3 separate regions of the Mus musculus genome follow, and regions 1 and 2 are each linked to region 3. The links are chromatin loops, found by intact Hi-C in ENCODE. Cell type or tissue: heart. All regions are shown on one strand.

The links. A loop is a pair of places that touch in the nucleus more often than their neighbours do. Peaks named below come from ENCODE experiments on the same cell type or tissue, not always from the same donor. Only the 100,000 strongest peaks of a DNase experiment are listed, where the experiment ranks them.
Region 1: it touches region 3 in a loop (3-fold over the local background); 3 of 42 quality-filtered maps call a loop at or near these places.
Region 2: it touches region 3 in a loop (5-fold over the local background); 19 of 42 quality-filtered maps call a loop at or near these places.

What each region holds. Positions count from the first base shown.
Region 1 is chr13:23,533,890-23,536,389 of GRCm38, forward strand. H2ac10 (H2A clustered histone 10) reads left to right here. Exons shown (of 1, transcript NM_175661.3): 1 at 1-489. The coding sequence starts at 22. The coding sequence ends at 414. It overlaps H3c8 (H3 clustered histone 8), which reads left to right and starts at 1,529. Exons shown (of 1, transcript NM_145073.2): 1 at 1,529-2,020. The coding sequence starts at 1,557. The coding sequence ends at 1,967. In heart, CTCF peaks have their summits at 316 and 1,413; DNase peaks (open chromatin) are centred at 302 and 1,382; H3K4me3 peaks cover 2,308 bases; H3K27ac peaks cover 2,207 bases.
Region 2 is chr13:22,042,979-22,045,478 of GRCm38, forward strand. It overlaps H2bc11 (H2B clustered histone 11), which reads left to right and starts at 220. Exons shown (of 1, transcript NM_178198.3): 1 at 220-680. The coding sequence starts at 252. The coding sequence ends at 632. In heart, a CTCF peak has its summit at 1,349 (motif pointing left); a DNase peak (open chromatin) is centred at 53; H3K4me3 peaks cover 1,399 bases; H3K27ac peaks cover 1,125 bases.
Region 3 is chr13:23,696,414-23,698,913 of GRCm38, forward strand. H1f6 (H1.6 linker histone, cluster member) reads left to right here. Exons shown (of 1, transcript NM_010377.3): 1 at 1-132. The coding sequence ends at 82. H4c3 (H4 clustered histone 3) reads right to left here and starts at 2,045. Exons shown (of 1, transcript NM_178208.2): 1 at 1,671-2,045. The coding sequence starts at 2,036. The coding sequence ends at 1,725. In heart, a CTCF peak has its summit at 1,169 (motif pointing left); DNase peaks (open chromatin) are centred at 1,168 and 2,088; H3K4me3 peaks cover 1,479 bases; H3K27ac peaks cover 1,663 bases.

The sequences.
Region 1 (2,500 bases), 160 kb before region 3:
CCTGACAGCAAGGTACCTACAATGTCTGGACGCGGCAAACAGGGTGGCAAGGCTCGCGCCAAGGCCAAGACCCGCTCCTCCCGGGCCGGCCTGCAGTTCCCCGTGGGCCGCGTGCACCGGCTGCTCCGCAAGGGCAACTACTCGGAGCGCGTGGGCGCCGGCGCCCCGGTGTACCTGGCGGCCGTGCTGGAGTACCTGACGGCCGAGATCCTGGAGCTGGCGGGCAACGCGGCCCGCGACAACAAGAAGACGCGCATCATCCCGCGCCACCTGCAGCTGGCCATCCGCAACGACGAGGAGCTCAACAAGCTGTTGGGCCGCGTGACCATCGCGCAGGGCGGCGTCCTGCCCAACATCCAGGCCGTGCTGCTGCCCAAGAAGACCGAGAGCCACCATAAGCCCAAGGGAAAGTAAGCCAGTGAGCTAAGTTTTTTTTTTTTTTTTTTTTTTTTTTTAAACAAAACCCAAAGGCTCTTTTCAGAGCCACCACTTCTTCATATAAGAGTCTAGTAACATGGTTAATTTAGCTTGTGGAAAAACCTATATTAATGTTTCAAGCACAAAACCATAATTCTGGTAGGCTGAGGTAATTCTTAGGCAACTGCTTTGTCTTCCTCACGCAGAGAAATATTGGATGTAGCATAAACATAGATTTACACGTTGCACAAAACTTTTGGTCTTGCAGTCCTCTACATCTTCGTATTGCTCCGGAGAGGCAGCAGACATTCGGGGTTGGGAGAAAATACAAAGGGTCTTACGGAAATTGTTAGGCAAGTCTTTACAAAGTCGCAAGATTCAGGATACTTGACCTGTGGTTCCTGTTACATTACTGCTTGCTTTGTGTCACTTTAAACACTCCTGGAGCAAAGACGTAGTTCGGCTTGAGTCAAGGAAAAAGGACCTAGGTGCATATTTTACATATAGCAAACCTGGTCTCTTTTTCTTCCTCCTTGGTTGCCACCTCTTGATTTGACCTGTCTCAGACCTTGGGGCCAGGGAACTCACCCAAGAGCAGTTTCCCAATAAACCTCCCTTTGATATATTCAAATCTGGTTTGGATTGGCTCATTTCACCGGCTGAGAAATAACGTATCATGTGCAGTCTAGGCACAAGAAGCGGGAAAATAAAACCAAAGGCGGGTAGAGAACATATTTTCCAGAGTGGTTTGTGGATATCTAGGGTCATGAGATTTCAAATTCAAGATTTCTTTGCCTCAAATTCTTTAAGCGACTCGATACAAGGATGGAAACATAAATTTAAGAAAGCTCGGGTGTGCCAGACTAAAACATGAGTGTAGCAGTCTGTACTAGCAGGAGACTGTGTGCAGGAGTTAACCAATCGGGTGTGCAGGAGTTAACCAATCACCACTTGAATTCCTCAGCCAATAGTACTACTGCGCGGGACACTTGAAAAGCAGACACGCCTATCAGGATGCTTCTCGGTGGGAAGGAGGGGTACGAGCGCGGGTACGTGTGTTGCGCGTGTGCGAACGCAAGCGTACTTAAAGGCCAAAGTGCGCTACTTAGGTATCTCACTTTTCCCTACGGTTACTTGCCATGGCTCGTACTAAGCAGACCGCTCGCAAGTCTACCGGCGGCAAGGCCCCGCGCAAGCAGCTGGCCACCAAGGCCGCCCGCAAGAGCGCCCCGGCCACCGGCGGCGTGAAGAAGCCTCACCGCTACCGTCCCGGCACTGTGGCGCTGCGCGAGATCCGGCGCTACCAGAAGTCGACCGAGCTGCTGATCCGCAAGCTGCCGTTCCAGCGCCTGGTGCGCGAGATCGCGCAGGACTTCAAGACCGACCTGCGCTTCCAGAGCTCGGCCGTCATGGCTCTGCAGGAGGCCTGTGAGGCCTACCTCGTGGGTCTGTTTGAGGACACCAACCTGTGCGCCATCCACGCCAAGCGTGTCACCATCATGCCCAAGGACATCCAGCTGGCCCGTCGCATCCGCGGGGAGAGGGCTTAAGGGTTTCTGTTAATCCACACAACCACTTTAAAGGCTCTTCTTAGAGCCACCCATCTTCCAAAAAAAGAACTGTAGCGCTTTTTCCAACTTGTGGGTATTAATCAGTTTCATTTGTGAAAGTGCTAGGTCTCCTTTCATCACACCGATCTATTATAAGCAAGCAATATTTTGGTAAGTGATATCTTTACCCTTTTTCATGGAAATTGTACTCTTAGTTAGCAAAGCATAAAGATTGGAAAACTTTGCATGGTTACAGTAATTTGGGCATTTACCGAATTTAAAAATAAAATTATTAGTTGCAGATGTTTACTTTGGAATTGTGAACTTTCTGAAGGACAGAACCACTAATATTGTAACTCAGAAAAATTAACTGATCTTCCAGTCTTGAAAGGGTTACAGGGATTTACCATTCACTTTATAGCGTGCTTAGTCTCCTCCCTACCCACTAATAGACCTCCCCCACCCTCTTTTTAAGTGGACTCATAGCTTAGGCTGGTCTGCAACTTTCTTTGTAGATCAGGATGATCTGTATT
Region 2 (2,500 bases), 1.7 Mb before region 3:
GCTTGGTCCTTATAGTTTTCTCTGGGCGCGAAAAGGAACGTTCGGGATTGGCTGCGTTCTTTTCATCTAGACCAATGGAAAGCGATTATAGCAACAAGTATTTTGATTGGGCCAAAGCCTATATGACGTCATCAAACCAATCACCCAATCATCATTTTGCTTTCCTAAGCTTTATTTGAATAAGGCCTCTTTAAAAGGGAAGAGCCGATCAGCTTCTGTGGTATAGCTCTACGTAGAGGTCCTGCTTCACTATGCCTGAGCCTGCGAAGTCCGCTCCCGCCCCGAAGAAGGGCTCCAAGAAGGCCGTCACCAAGGCCCAGAAGAAGGACGGCAAGAAGCGCAAGCGCAGCCGCAAGGAGAGCTACTCGGTGTACGTCTACAAGGTGCTGAAGCAAGTGCACCCCGACACCGGTATCTCCTCCAAGGCCATGGGCATCATGAACTCGTTCGTGAACGACATCTTCGAGCGCATCGCGAGCGAGGCGTCCCGCCTGGCGCATTACAACAAGCGCTCGACCATCACGTCCCGGGAGATCCAGACGGCCGTGCGCCTGCTGCTGCCCGGGGAGCTGGCCAAGCACGCGGTGTCGGAGGGCACCAAGGCCGTCACCAAGTACACCAGCTCCAAGTGAGCGCTCCAGGCTGACACCAAATCCAAAGGCTCTTTTCAGAGCCACGCACAATTTTTAAAGAGAGCTGCTGCATGTCTACTGCTAACTTATGTTTTTGGCGTTTGACCACAGCCAGGTTGGTATCTGAATACTGGTATACAGGGTAGTTACTTTGCATTACAGTAATTTTTTTTTTTGTCCTTTAATTTTAGTTGGTAGTTGTTACCCCTAGACCATTAAACATAGTACTCTATTCCTGAGAAGGATATGCCTGTACTATCCATAAACTGAACAGGAAGCTCAATGAATTTTCAGATGCTATTAGGATTTCATATAACTCAACTGAGTGTCTTTAGACTCCTAATTCAGTAAGCCATTAGTAACGACTATAGGAAGTGGATGGTAATTGCTGAAGAATGTAATGGATACTTGGATACCACATTTTTTCATCAGTTATACTTCAATTTGTCTCCCCGAGCCAAACCTACCCCTTTAAAGTGGAATAGATCCAGTCTCAGTAATGAACAGCTTCTCTTTTTGTCAATAAGCACATTTCTAAATAATCTAAATAACTGCTCAATGTTCTAGGTTAAGTCCAGCAGTGTAGTCTCAAATCTTGTAGCTCAGTGTCTGGGTATCACAAAAAGGAGAGCTAAAAGGAACTGTTGGCTCCAGGGAAGAGTTGTCAGATTTTTCCATTTAGTTGAAGATTAGTTGAAAAGATATGTCTCCATCTTGTGGCCATTTAGGATAACACAGTTTGGATTAGCTAGAGTCTAACTGCATATGTCAGAGTCTTCCCAGCAGACTCCAATGTCTCTTGTCCTTTACTTACTTGGTGATGGAATATATGTCATTTAGGGTTTTCAACTTCTATACTAAACTCTAGTCAGACTTCCAGGTTAGGCACAACCTTGGTTAAAAAAAGACTTGAACAAACAATGACTCTGAGTTCAAGGCCCTATCCCCAGGATAACCCTAACACCTTCAAATGACATCTTGGGGAAACTCAACCAAAGGTGGAGTCAGTCTCTCAACCTGTCTATCTGTGAGTTTAGGGCTCCTTTCTTTCAGGTGGACAACTTAGGCATGTACCCATGTACAACCTGTAAAGACAAGCATCAGGGCTCTTCTTAGCCTGCTTTATGGATTCAAATGACTGCGGTTAAAGCTGTTTCTAATGTGGTTCTGCCTGTTGCTTTTCTCATTAGCTTCTTGGAAGGAACCCCTTTCTATTTATGAGTAATGTGACCAAAATACGCTAGTAGTTTATTAGTACACTAATTACCTGATCTTGGAAGGGACCCTACAGCATGGCTGCTGCATCTTCTTTGAAGAAAAGCCCGATTCTTCTCTTTGAGAGGAAGGACGGACAGTGGTTCCTGTGTTTGGGATCACTGTGGGGCGGACACATAGTTATTCTCTTTTATAATTGGGGCCTTCACTCTGTCTGGAAGGACTTCTGAGTCCTGACAACAGAAACTCATCTTAAGAACAATGTCTTCTTTGACATCTTGTCATCTATGCGCCCCACTGATATCACAGTTTTTATCCCAAGATCTGGGATTTGGCATACTGTTCTTTCCTTGTTCATTTGCTCACTGGCTCAACTTACCCACTCTTTCCATTAGAAGTTAGATACCTTGGGAGTTGGATTTGGTGGATGGCATATTTTGAAATGGAGTTAGAACATTTTGATCACTTAAGTTCTCTAGGTTCTAGAGGTGTCTGGCACTGTGTATTTGTGCTAGCTAGTTTTATGTTAACTTAGCAGAAGCTAGAGTCAACGGAGAGGAGGGAGCCTCCAATGAGAATATACTTCCATAAGACTGGGCTGTAGGCAAGCCTGTAGGACATTTTCTTAACCAGTGACTGATGTGGGAGGACTG
Region 3 (2,500 bases):
CAGGGCAGCAAACCCCAATTCTGGGAAGGCAAAAATGGTCATGCAGAAGACCGATCTGAGGAAGGCAGCAGGGAGGAAGTGAGTTTCAAAGCCAGTTTTCAAAAACCCAAAGGCTCTTTTAAGAGCCACTTACATACTTCTTAAAATGGCCAAACACTTTGAACCAAAGTTAAGGTGGGCAGTTACTTCAGGTCGACCTGTCGTTGAAACCCTAGAGTAGAATCCTAGGGTCCCTATGTGTAGAATATTTCCAAATTTGGTTGTGTATTTGTGGCTTTACGCCAGAATAAAGGTCACCATTGAAACACACAATGTCTTTTATTCTAGAATAAAAGTCACCATTGAAATACACAATGGATGTATTTCATTCTAGAAACACCCTCATATCAAAGGAGATAGAGATAACGCCAGTAGGAGCTTCCACTCTGAAAAAATACTGAACTTACTCTTTCAAACAGCAGTAACTGGCATCCAGGCTTTCAAAGGACCACTATGAACCCAGATATTCAGTGCTTAAGCTAGAGGTTATATTTATTTTTCTTGAGTTGTATTTTTAGGATTTCCTCAGTGATGGATAAAAAAATAAAGCAAGCAGTTAGCAAAAAAACAGAACAACAACAACAACAACAACAACAACAAAACCCTAAAGTTTTTGCAGTTGTGCGATGTGTCAACAAAGATCTAATTTTGTTCTACTTTTAGAAAATAGTTCAATACTATTGATCTAACAGTTATTTTTGAAATGTTTTATGTATTTTATGAGAATAGCATGTAGGCTTCAGGAGAATGACAAAAACCATATTAAAAATTAAGGACTTCTTTATGAAAATGTTAGGGTTTGAGTTCAATGCCCCAACATAACAAAAAAAAGCACTGGGGAAGTCTGGGCTGAAGAACATAAACAAAACAAACAAAAAACAAAAATAACTCATCTTTTAAAGTGATCAAGTTTTATGGAGTGCCACAAATATTAAATTCACATTAAACTATTTTAGGCATTGGTATGAGGAATGACAAAAGATCATAGTAAGGTGGCTTGAGAGATTGTTCAGTCAAGAACACTTAATGCTTTAAAAGAAGTTTGTATATCAGAATACACAACAGCTGGCTCACAACAGCTTCTGACTCCAACTTCCTGGAAATAACGCCGCCCTCTTGTGGCAGATGGCAAACATGGCACACCCACAAGAATTTAAATTATCAAGCCACTGCACAACTAAACTGTATATAAACATACCATTAGGTGGTCCCTAATATAGATTATGTGTACTTAGGCCTTATTAATGGTATACAATTAATAACAGCTAAGCGTCTTCAGTTTCTGTAGTAATCAGCCTTTGCCTTGCTTAGATACAATGGTTCCTGCTCTCTCCTGAGCTTCTAGATGGCTCCAGAAGGGAATAAGCTCTTAAATGACCGGTATCAAAAGTGGATTGAGAAGTGACACGATCAGTGGAAAACCTTCAAATAATTCTAAAACAGTTCGTTCAGTATTAACTTCTGACAGTTCAAAATTATGGGCTTGTTATATTACCCAGTTAAACCTACAGGGTATATTCGGCTGCATGGCATAATTACTACCCACCACATAAGTATAGGACAGAATAACACTTAAACTACCTAGCAGGCTCGATTAAAGCTTCGGTAAGTGAACAACTCCTAGGAATTTGTGGGTGGCCCTGAAAAGGGCCTTTTGTTGACAGTGGAAATCGTTTGTTAGTCGATTAACCGCCGAATCCGTAGAGAGTGCGGCCCTGGCGCTTGAGCGCGTAGACCACGTCCATGGCGGTGACGGTCTTGCGCTTGGCGTGCTCCGTGTAGGTGACGGCGTCGCGGATCACGTTCTCCAGGAACACCTTCAGCACACCGCGGGTCTCCTCGTAGATGAGGCCGGAGATGCGCTTCACTCCCCCGCGCCGGGCCAGGCGGCGGATGGCGGGCTTGGTAATGCCCTGGATGTTATCACGGAGAACCTTACGGTGGCGCTTAGCGCCGCCTTTCCCAAGGCCTTTACCACCCTTACCACGTCCAGACATGGTTATGACAGCAGGGAGACAGCAATCGTCCCTTTAAATAGGCCTTCTGCGGACCTGGTTGAAAACTAGAGCGTTAGGCGGGGTTTCCGAATCCGGGTCTTGGAAGGGGGTGGAGAAAAAAGGATGCGTCATTGGAATCTGAATGTTTTCATTGGCTAGCAAGCCCCAGCTATTCTTTGCATGCGGTGTCTCTTAAAGACCACATTTAAATCCTGCAGAAAAACTTCATTCCCTCCTCCCCACCCCGACCCCATTCTTTCTCATGAAAGAAAGGCTTATTGGGGCCATTCCACAAAGCAGACATCCCCATTTCTCGTTTGCTTTTATTTCTGTCTTGTATTAAATTAGTTGATGGTTTCTTTGTGAGGACTCAGGTTAGATGTCCAAAACAGAGGTAAAATATGCCAAGACTGTCCCATGTCAGTAAAGTTTAATCTATTCCCGGCAGTTTTGTTTGGGTAGAC